Regions from separate parts of the Homo sapiens genome. Here regions 2 and 3 are each linked to region 1. A link is a contact called in ENCODE Hi-C or POLR2A ChIA-PET data. All regions are on one chromosome and are shown on one strand. The core of a region is the stretch at or near the end of the contact, and the rest is flanking DNA. Distances in the headings are between cores, read along the strand shown. Region 1 holds the start of C2orf74-AS1 (C2orf74 antisense RNA 1). Region 2 overlaps PUS10 (pseudouridine synthase 10). Region 3 overlaps USP34 (ubiquitin specific peptidase 34).

The links. Hi-C counts contacts between places; a loop is a spot of excess contacts on that map. ChIA-PET counts read pairs that join two places held with the same protein, here RNA polymerase II (POLR2A). Pooled maps may share reads with other maps.
Region 2: a loop to region 1 is called in a pooled map, with 4 times the contacts of the local background. The contact joins the enhancer-like site here to the promoter of C2orf74-AS1 in region 1. A Hi-C loop is called at or near these places in 1 of 37 single-sample maps with no recorded cell type and 6 of 50 pooled maps. POLR2A ChIA-PET finds 5 or more read pairs at or near these places in 1 of 52 experiments (GM12878).
Region 3: a pooled map shows a loop between it and region 1 (3-fold over the local background). The contact joins the enhancer-like site here to the promoter of C2orf74-AS1 in region 1. A Hi-C loop is called at or near these places in 5 of 50 pooled maps. POLR2A ChIA-PET finds 5 or more read pairs at or near these places in 5 of 52 experiments (A549, T-cell, activated B cell and 2 more).

What each region holds. Positions count from the first base shown.
Region 1 is chr2:61,176,669-61,180,560 of GRCh38, reverse strand. C2orf74-AS1 (C2orf74 antisense RNA 1) reads left to right here and starts at 2,276. Exons shown (of 2, transcript NR_183879.1): 1 at 2,276-2,455. It also overlaps the pseudogene AHSA2P. RefSeq lists an enhancer at 1-69 and a silencer at 2,821-3,370.
Region 2 is chr2:60,964,011-60,967,393 of GRCh38, reverse strand. It overlaps PUS10 (pseudouridine synthase 10), which reads left to right. Exons shown (of 18, transcript NM_144709.4): 7 at 1,910-1,971; 8 at 2,291-2,336. Among named protein-coding and RNA genes, the nearest start is that of PEX13, 52 kb to the left of the region's middle. Within about 2 kb of position 1,978, at least 6 of the 41 ENCODE cell types and tissues checked have a DNase peak (open chromatin) inside an H3K27ac peak, as active enhancers do; they include GM12878, where a contact is called at or near this core.
Region 3 is chr2:61,424,828-61,428,241 of GRCh38, reverse strand. All of the region lies in intron 1 of USP34 (ubiquitin specific peptidase 34), which reads left to right. Among named protein-coding and RNA genes, the nearest start is that of SNORA70B, 9.2 kb to the right of the region's middle. RefSeq lists enhancers at 1,037-1,714, 1,715-2,392, 2,393-3,070. Within about 2 kb of position 1,766, at least 10 of the 41 ENCODE cell types and tissues checked have a DNase peak (open chromatin) inside an H3K27ac peak, as active enhancers do.

The sequences.
Region 1 (3,892 bases), core at 1,027-3,526:
CGTCCTCTGGCTGCTGCCTGGCAGTGGCTGGGTCTTATCCTTGCAAAGGAGCCAAGAGAGATGGAAAAGACACAAGGCCCACAAGGTTCCTCAGGCCTTAGGGCTCGGTGCTGGGGTAGTGGGCAGGGAGCCAGACTGCTATGATCCAGACAGCAGCAGACACAGGGGGCTGCAAGAGAGGCAAACTCCCAGCCAGAGGAGTTCTGAGCCTGTTCTGAGGCGAAGGGGGAAGGGCTGAACACCCTCGTCTGTGAGAAAGGCAGCCAGCAGGGCAGAGGCTCGAGGCCAACTCACTGGACTGCTCTGGGGCACACACTCCAGATAGGAGCTGACTCCTGGGCTGAGGCTCAAACCCTAGCTCCTCCTCTTCCCTTCCCTGCATCTCCACAGACTTGGCTCCCTCAACAAGGACTGAGTGCGCACACGCTGTCTGCTCAGCCAGGATCGAGGCACCATTGGAGAACTGAACCCACAGACCCCAAAAGTGGACACACCCAAAATGCCCGGCAACTGATAAATGGAGAAACAGAATGCAGTATATGCACCCGTGGAATATTCATCAGCTATAAAAAAGAATAAAGTGCTGCTACCTGACACAACACAGATGACCGTTGAACACATTATGAAGTAAAAGAAGGCAGACACCAAAAAACACATCCTACATGATTCATCTATGTGAAATGTTCAGAGGCCAATCCAGAGAAAACGGGTGAGCAGACACCAGGGACTGGGGAAGAGGAGGGCAACAAGAGTGACTGCTCATGGGTCCAGGGTTTTGTTTTGGGGTGGTGAAATGTTCCTAAATTGATTGTAGTGATGGCTGCACAACTCTGTGACTATACCGAAAACCAATAAATTATACACACTAAATGAGTGAATTATGTCTCAAAAAAGCCGTTTTTAAAAGAAATCCCTACCCTACTGAATGACAGAAAGAGGGAGCAGGACAGTAAGCAAAATAGTTTTGTAAAGCAAGTTTCAGTGCCTTGGGGAAAAATAAAGTAGGGAAGAAAGATGGCACAAGGCAGGAGTCTCCAAGGATGCACAGAGATGGCTTTACTCAGGACAAAGACCTGAAGGAGGCAGGCAGCTACCTGGGGGAAGAGTGCTCCAGGCAGCAATGCCGGGAGACTCCTGTTCACAAGGGCCTGGTAGAAGAGGGCCCAGCTGACAGCAATGAGCTCTAAGCAGCTGCGAGTGCTGCGAGAAGGGAAATCCCCATCCTTCTTGGCCCATGGAACTCAAGTGTGGCCAGAGTGTCAGGATCTACCAACGCTGATTCAGGAGCCAGTCAGTGTGCCAGGCCCATAGCAGGGGCTGTAAAAACATTCGCTGAATGATGAACGCACTTTGTCCCCAGCCCCACTAGTACCCTGAGGCCCCTGTTACCTTTCCAGCCCAGTTTGATGTTCCACTCATAGAAGAAAATCAGCTTTCCTTTGCGGCTGCTGCACGAAGCCTCCCCTTCCACCTGCTTCAACTCGTTGATCTCGCCGCGGCCAGCGTCATTCTCCACAACGATGCCCACCAGGAGCTCCTGGAACTTCCCTTTGGACAAGCTGGTGGCATCCCGCTCTGTCCTGCCAGGGACCAGAAAGTCGTGAATGGAAGCCCCAGCTGGGATCCACCTGCCTGGGTGCCAGGGTCACGTCCAAGCCCAGCCCAGATCGGCCCAAGTCCTCTCAAGCAGCCTCGAAACCTGCCAACCTCCAATGTGCTCCTCAAACCTGCTTTCTATCAAATTCTTTTCATCCTGCTCAGTTCTTTAAGATATTATTGTCCACTATGCAAGTAGTATTCTGTCTTAAAAACACTGGCTTATTTAAGGGAGGAGGATCTAGCTAGCTCGCCCACTGGAAATAGGCAAAGCCTAGGCCACAGGGAAAGTAGCAGTAGTGAACTAATCAGAATCATGACAATACCAGCTATCAAGTGTCTTCGCATATACATCGTCTAATGTAATCTTCCCAGGCAATATTCTCACTTTAGGGGACAGAAACGAGCTGAGAGAAATGACATGTCCATCGGGCCAAGGCTAGGACACTAGAAAGTCAGATCTAGCTCACGCCTGTAATCCCAGCACTTTAGTAGGCCCAGGCGGGCGGATCACGAGATCTGGAGTTCGAGAGCAGCCTGACCAACATGGTGAAACCCTGTCTCTACTAAAAATACAAACATCAGACGGACGTAGTGGCACGCATCTGTAGTCCCAGCTACTCATGAGGCTGAAGCAGGAGACTCGCTTGAACTCTGGAAGCTGAGGTTGCAGCGAGCCAAGATTGCCCATGCCCTCAGAGCTCCTCCGGACCAGCCAAGTCATGCTCCTCTGGGGACCGGCCTCAGCATCCCCTCGACGGCCTGGAGGGACCACAGCCCCGGCCAGAGGCGCAGGGCAGAGGACATCCCTTCCGGAGGTTCTGCGGCGGAGGGCTGCCGACCTCTCCCCACGCGCCAGGTGAGGCGCGTAAAGGAAGGGGAGCTTGTCTCACTCACAGAGGGCCCGGCTCGCGGGAGGCGCCTGCGGGGTGGGCGCGAACTGAGATCCAAATTTCTGCCCTTTCCACTACGTTCCATACCCCCGCCCCTAACACAGTCTCTCAATCCAGCTCCCTTCTAACTCCCCGAAACATCCAGAGGGGTGGGCGGGAGGAGAAGGGAAGGCCCTCAGGCCACAGACGGTGGGAGTGGAAAGGTCTGTCGGAAGTCACTCTTGGGGCCCAACCCAACTTTCAAAAAGAGGCAGCTGCAACCCTCCTAGCCGGTCTCCGTACTCAAGGACTCTCCCGAGCCGAGAGGCGAAGGCCGAGCCCTGCGTCCAGCAGCTGAGGGGGGGCGGCCCCCTGACCCCCTGGCCCCGCGGCCCCGCACAGACCCCAGGGCAGCCCCGGCTCCCGCGGCCCGGCCCTCCCCAGATCCCGGAAGGAGGCCGCCGCCAGCCGCGCCAGCGCCAGTTGTTCACGTTGGTCCCGTCCTCCCGCTCCTCCACGATCCAGTGGGGGTTCCCCTGGCCCCACTTGGCCATGGCGGCGTGGACTGGGCGGAAAACAAGGAAAGGCCGCGGCGCCTAAGGCTCCGAAGCCAGCGTTTCCGGCCGCCGAGCCCCGGGGCGGCGCGTTCGCAGCTCCCAGAAACTGCCAGAAGGCCCCGCCCCCGGCCCCGCCCCGCCCTGCCGCGGCGCGCCCGGGAGCCCCAGCCGGGATCTGGGAGGCGGGTCGCGCGGGGACGCGGGGACGCGGGGACGCGCGGGCGGGGAGGGGCTGGGGCCGCCGGGGTTCCGCTGCGCGTCTCCTAACGCTAGGGCGGGACGGGGCTGTCTGGGCCGCCTGCGAAGGGCGGAGGGCGCTGCAAGTCCCGCGGTGCTGGCGGGCTCGTGATTCCCGGCGCCGGGAAGCAGGGCGCTGAGTAGCGGGTGCCTGAGAGTCCAACCGGCAGTGTAGACGCGACACCGCCGTCAGGTGGCCTCGGCAGGCTCCCTATAGCTCTCGAGGACACGACCTCGAACGCCCAGGTCGCTGTAAGACCGGCCTTTGGGGCCACAGCGCGCACACGTCACACCGTTTGCGGATTTCGCCTAAGAGCGAGTCCGCGCCCAGTTGCCGCGCTGCGGTTTTTTCCGCGACGCAGTCTCTCGCCCTCCCCCCTTCCCGGCACCTTTCCAACTAGTCCCATGTTACTGCGGGAGTATTTCCATTTTATTCACGTAATAATCCTTTAGAGAGAACGAAAGAATGTGATTGCAAACGCATGTTACTGCAAACTGATGCACTTTATCATGGAGTATTAATGATTCCTTTCACGAATTTTCGGCTTCTAGCTAAAACTTTGCACGAACTATTTGGACAATGTTACTGGGGTGTTCTCTGCTAACTACATGGGTAGTTAGCACAGAAAT
Region 2 (3,383 bases), core at 729-3,228, 210 kb after region 1:
TGAAGGATTTTTTAAGCTTTTAAAATGTTAAATTCTGATAGTCTTAAATTGAAGTCAAAGCATTTCTTTTTTTCTTTTTCCCTTAGACTTCTTTATGATCTAAGACACTTATGAAGGTACCAGGTGCCCTAATTGACCTTAAAAGGTTAGAAATGAATCTTTGCCTTGATGCAAAGCATCAGACTTGATGCAAAGCAACATATAAATAACTGCAAGCAAATATAGAGTCAACTCTGGACTATTTAATTTTGGTTTATCTGTGGCTAATCTTGTTTTCAAATGCATGGACAGAACCTATTCAACTACAATGAGTATGGGCTCAATCCTACCTTGTTGGTATCTCAAATCCCCCTGTTTACTTTTAGGCAGTAACTGCCTTTGAAAACAGAACATTTCCCTTTTCCAGAGCAGACCTTACCTCAGTCTCTGAAATGGGTTGACTTTCAGGGAAGACTCAACAGGCTTCCAGGTGTGAAAACAGGAAGGTCATCTTAAATTAGATTTTAATATTATGGCCTCATTGCTTCATCATTTTGCTAGAAGGAAATTCCCTGAATATCAGATACACCCCTATTCAAATAAAATCACAAAACCATCTACTAAAGCTAAACAGTTTTTCAAAACCATTCTGAATTATGCAGTAATATTTCCTTCTGTAAGAATATGCTCTGTTCTGTAAACCGAGTATTGAGAGAATAGAGAATAAAACCACTTCACAGATAGCATGAAGAGGAAATGAGGTAATGAAAGTATTTTGGAAGTTAGAGAAGTCATTAATGCAAAATATTTTTACCTCAAATTTCAGTTTTGAAGCACAAATAATTTTACATGTTGTATCAGTGAGAACAGAAAATAGAAAACAAAAGATGTGGGTTGAGTGAAGTTTCCCTGAATAAAAGGAATGCGTTGTTCATTTTAATTATTGTATAGATTAGAATAAGGAGCGAGAAAAAAAAAGCTATTCATTATTGTGATTCTAGAGTAGCTAATAGGTCTACTAACTATCCAATGAACTCAGTAAATATAAAGACAAAATTGCAACATAGTATGGCATTTTTAGCTATTCCTGCCCCTGACCCCTCCCCGATATGGAATTTTGTATATTCTCCATGGAGGTAAAAGTATAAAATCATGCTTTTTTTGGTGTACAAGGATGTTCATTATAGCATTTTTTTTTTGTTACAGAAAAATTTTCTACAGCTTAAATGTCTGACAGTCCCTAGAGTTGAAAAGATTTCCATGATATAATATTAAAGCAATTTTCCAAAAGCATGTCTTAAAAAATAATACATATACATTTATATTCACAAAAATGCCTAGAAAGAAACATCAAATTGTTAATGGTTCTGCTTCAGTGGCGTGGGATTGAAAAACTGTCTTGTATTTGATCATTTTATAATTTATGTGTATAATTTTTGTAATAAAACAAAAAAAATTAAGATCTGGTTTTAAAACTCAAATCCATTAAGACGTTTGAGCACTTTAAAAAGAAGCTTCATATGGTTTTTAGGGATCTGAATAGTATGTTTTTTGCCTTGCTAATAATTCAAATCATAGTATTGGCAGAATAATTCTTCATTTCTCTCTGTTATTATTTATTTTCAATTCTGTAAATTCTCATTCATCTTTATACCTAATTTACACATTTGTCCAAAAAGTATACACATTTATTTTAAAACTTTTTTGGTAGGATCACTAATGACTGAGTTTTAGAAGTTAAAAAAAAAAACAAAACTATTTCCTTTACAGCTGCCCTGATAACAAGTTGATTTGAGAGCAGTAGTATTTCCAGTTTTTCTGGTCATTCTTTTCTGAGCCAATCTTTGAGAATTAATTTCTATTTCCATTAATAAGTTGTTAGATGTTAGTTTCCTTTTGCTCATTTTTAAACTGTCTTTATAATTTTTAGAGCTTGTTTGAAGTGAGTGTGGTCTTTGCTCACCCAGAAACAGTTGAGGATTGCCACTTCCTGTAAGTTGCCATGTAAACAACGTCAATGGTGTAAAATTGTTAATGCTGTTTGGTTTTCATGAAAATAGTATTGCTTCTCTTCCTAATAAGAAAGAGAAGAACTTGTTATGTCTTAGTAGGTTTAAAATGTGCCCTCAAAAAAATAAAATGTGTCCTTGAACATAGTTCCTGGGCAAACCGATATAGCTCATACAGGGACTCATTTTGTCTGCTCCTGATGTCCTGAGTTTAGCAGCCATTTTGTATGAAATATATTTGAATTATATCTACCCCAAAATAAACTCATTAACCTTTTATATTAACTTGAATTTTATTTTAGAGCTGCGATATGCCCAGATTGTTTTAAGCCAGCCAAAAACAAACAGGTAAGGAAAGGTTCCCGCTTCTTAGTCTTGAGTGAGTTTTGTCTGAGCTGAATATTCAAATTTCCAACAAAAAGGATATGCATCAGAAACATGGCAACTCTATTATACTAAGAATCAGCTTTTAAATATTTCCATTTGCTACATTAATTTTTGTTTTTCAACTTTTTCAACCTTCACCTCTGGCTAGGAAGTTGTAGCACACAAACATCCTCATGTTTGTGTAGTGTCTAGATTGTTCCCCTGACGATGTTAAATTTAGAATCAGTGTTTCAGTGATGTTACTATTACTCATTAAATTCGACGTTTAGATTTTAATCCCTCAAATTACATCATCTGAGAAAATCAATGGTAAGTATCAGTAGCATTCCAAACTTTCAGCTAATATCCATTTTCCAGAAATCAATGTTTAGAATATATAATTCAAAGTAAGTTGTTTTATTTAGGACAGTCCTGAATTAACATGTCCTCTTTCTGGCTACATTTGCAAAAAGGGCATTTTTATTCAAACTCTTCTTTATCATCTTAATGTTAGCTAATCTTCATGTTAACGGACAAGTTAGTTAACATACACTCTTAGCTCGTATCATGTCAGGATAGAATGATGTGGTGCGATATTGGTCATCTTTCATGCATCAGTTTCGTAGGTGGTTTGGTACGTAGACTTAGGCATTCCTACAGTTTTACTGACATTCATTTTGTTGTTGTGATTGTTAAAAAGAACATAAGCTCATTGTCAAATGTACATCTGTTGGTTTTGCCTCTTGCTTTGACTAATTGCTGGGCCTTTTAGAACTGGGGGAAAGAAGTTTGTAACATTTGCCTAATGCCCTGTGCAGAAATAATTAGAAATGCAGACCAAGCCGAAAGCAGCACCTCCCTACTTTTCTTATATCATGGCACATCTAAAACATTCCATGTTTGTTCAGCACCCTGAGCTTAACAGGATGGAGTTGCTTCAGATTGGTAGCAACAGGCCTGGGGTTTCCACTGTCTGAGGCCCTGCCCAGCAACCCTTCTGAACTAAAGAGATCAACATCTTGGCACAAC
Region 3 (3,414 bases), core at 517-3,016, 250 kb before region 1:
AGAATCATTAGAAACTCATACTCAGAAATAACATTTTTGCCTTTGTTTAAGATTTGGAAGTTTTTTTTTTTTTTTTGTGACGGAGTTTTGCTCTTGTTGCTCAGGCTGGAGGGCAGTGGCGCAATCTTGGTTCACTGCAACCCCTGCCTCCCGGGTTCAAGCGATTCTTCTGCCTCAGCCTCCCAAGTAGCTGGGACTACAGGCACACGCCACCATGCCCGGCTAGTTTTTTTGTGTTTTTAGTAGAGACGGGGTTTCACCATGTTGGCCAGGCTGGTCTCAAACTCCTGACTTCAGGTGATCTGCCTCCCTCAGCCATCCAAAGTGCTGGGATTACAGGTGTGAGCCACTGTGCCTGGCCACCAAAAACTCTTTAGATTTGCCCTTTTGAGGCTATTTTCTAGATCCCGTAGGCATGCTTCATTTTTAGAAATTCCGTTTTCTTTTTTCTCCTGACTTGGGTGTTTTCAAATAGTCTGTGTTTGAACTCACTAATTCTTACTTCTCTGCCATCAATTCTGCTGCAAAAGACTAATACATTCTTTAGTATGCCAATTGCGTTTTTCAGCTCCAGAATTTCTGCTGGAGTCTTCTTACATGTTTTAATCTTTGTTAAAGTTATCTGATAGAATTCTGTATTCCTTCTGTGTTATCTTGAATTTCTTTGAGTTTCCTCAACACGGCTATTTTGAATTCCTTATCTGAAAGGTCACATATCTCTGTTTCTCCAGGATTGGTCCCTGATGCCTTATTTAGTTCATTTGGTGAGGTCATGTTTTCCTGGATGGCGTTGATGCTAGTAGATGTTCTTGAGTGGCATTGAAGAGTTAGGTATTTATTGTAGTCTTCACTGTCTGGCCTTATTTGAAGCTGTCCTTCTTGGGAAGGCTTTCTAGATATTTGAAAGAACTTGGGGCCGGGCACGGTGGCTCATGCCTGTAATCCCAGCACTTTGGGAGGCCAAGGCGGGTGGATCACGAGGTCAGGAGATCGAGACTATCCTGGCTAACATGGTGAAACCCTGTCTCTACTAAAAATACAAAAAAATTAGCCGGGCGTGGTGGCGGGCACCTGTAGTCCCAGCTACTCGGGAGGCTGAGGCAGGAGAATGGTGTGAACCTGGGAGGCAGAGCTTGCAGTAAGCCGAGATCGTGCCACTGCACTCCAGCCTGGGCAACTCCATGTCAAAAAGAAAAAAACTTGGGTATTGTGATCTAAGCTGTATCTGCTTTAGGGGTACCCCAAGCCCAGTAATTCTGTGGTTCTTGCAGACTCATACAGGTACCACCTTGATGGATTTGGACAAGATCTGGATAATTTGTGGATTACCAGGTGGAGACTCTTGTTCTCTTTCCTTACTTTCTCCCAAACACACGGTCTCGCTGTCCTGAGCCACCTAAAGCTGGGGTTGGAGTGAGTGACACAAGCACCCCTGTGGCCACCATGACTGTGCTGGGTCAGTCTTGAAATTAGGACTATGCTGGGTCTCACCCAAGGCCTGCTGTAACTGCACTCTGGCTACCTCCCATGTTTGCTGAAGGCCCTGGTGCTGTGCAATCAGCAGTTGGCAAAGCCAGCCAGACCTGCATCCTTCCTTCAGGGCAGCAAGATCTCTAGACCCCAGGTGGGTCCAGAAGTGTTGTCTGGGAGTTAAGATACTAGAGCAATACTTTTTGTATTGTGGCTGAGCTGGCATTCAAACCACAGGACTGGTACTTCTCACTCTTTTTCCCATTTCCACCTCACCTCGTAGCCACCGCCACCCCCAGGCCACAAGGGGTACTGCCAGACTCACCGATGTTTCTCTAAGGCCCAGTGTCTCTGAAGTCAGCTTGTCATGAACGCTCTGTTACCTGGGACTCACCCTTCAGGGCAGTGGGCTCCCCTGTGGCCCAGGGCAGGTCCAGAAATGCCATTTAAGAGTCAGGTCTTAGAATTAGGGACACCCAAGAATCAACTGGTGCTCTACCCTGCTGTGTTTGTGCTGGTACCTAAGCTGTAAGACAAAGTTCTCTTTACTCTTTCCCTCAGCTTTTCTCAAGTAGGAGTTTTGCCCCATAGCCACCACAGCTGGTAATGTGCTGAATCTCACTGAAGCCAGCAAGTCTCAGAGGCTCAACTGAGGCCCTCAATGTAGTACTTGGATATCGCTACTGGTTATTCAGGGCCCAAGGGCTCCTCAGTTAGGTGATGAATGCTGTCAGCTCCTGTCTTCTGGCCCAGGGTGTGTGTAGAAATGTCTGGGAGTTAGGGCCCTGAACAGGGGACCTCATGACTCTGAGCGGTGCCCTGTCTTGCTGTGGCTGAGCTGGTATCCAAGATGCAAGAGAGTCCCCCCCACTCTTCCTTCTCTCCTCAAACAGAAGGAAGGCATCTTTCTTGGAGCCCTGAGCTGTGCAGCCTGTCGAGGGGAAGGGGTGATGCCAGCACTCCATTGGCTGCCCCGCCTGGTGTCTCAGTATGTCTCATTCCCTGCTTCCTGTCCCCCTTCCCACCACCTCTACTGTCTTGGTGCCCAGTTCATTCATTACTAAGAATCGGTTAAGAGTTGTAGTCCTTACGGCTCAGACTGCCAAAAAGTTTACTTGGAAACATGGAGTGCTGTAGCCCTCCATGGTGAGGCTGGTGGGAACTCAAGTTGGGACTCCTGGGATCGGCAGTTGCCCTCCGCTTTAGGGCTGGTTTAAATGCTCCCTCCCTGGGTGGGAGTCACCTGGGTTTGATCTGGTTTTCTTTTCTGCTCTCACAGGACAGCACTGAGTTCAGTGGCTTGCAGTTGCTGTGTTGTCCCTCCCTCAGCACCGAGAGGCTCTAGGCACCAGGCCTTTTGCTGCTGGCTGGGGGAACAGGAAGTGTGCGTAGTTGCTAATTGAGGACTGTTGTTTCTCCCTTCAGTGATACGCAGTTAAAACCAGGTACTATGAGTACTCACCTGATTTTTGTTTTTTATGAAGGTGTTTCAGTTAAAACCAGGTACTATGAGTACTCACCTGATTTTTGTTTTTTATGAAGGTGTTTTTTCTATGTAGATCTTAATTTGGTATCCTTGTTGGCGGGGGCATGGGCATGATCAGTGGAGCCTTCTATGCTTGCTCTGCCTCCCACCTGTTTTCAGTCTAAAAAATCAGTGGCAGCTGGGCGCAGTGGGCCACACCTGTAATCCCAGGAGGCCAAGGCAGGTGGATCATGAGGTCAGGAGTTTGAGACCAGCCTGGCCAACGTGGTGAAACCCTGTCTCTACTAAAAATACAAAAATTAGCCGGGCGTGGTGGTACATGCCTGTAATTCCAGCTACTCAGCAGGAGAATCACTTGAACCTGGGAGGCGGAGGTTGCAGTGAGCCGATATTGCACCATTGCACTCTACCCTGGCGGACAGAGTGAGACTCCCTCTCAAAAAAAATTCAGTGGCTTC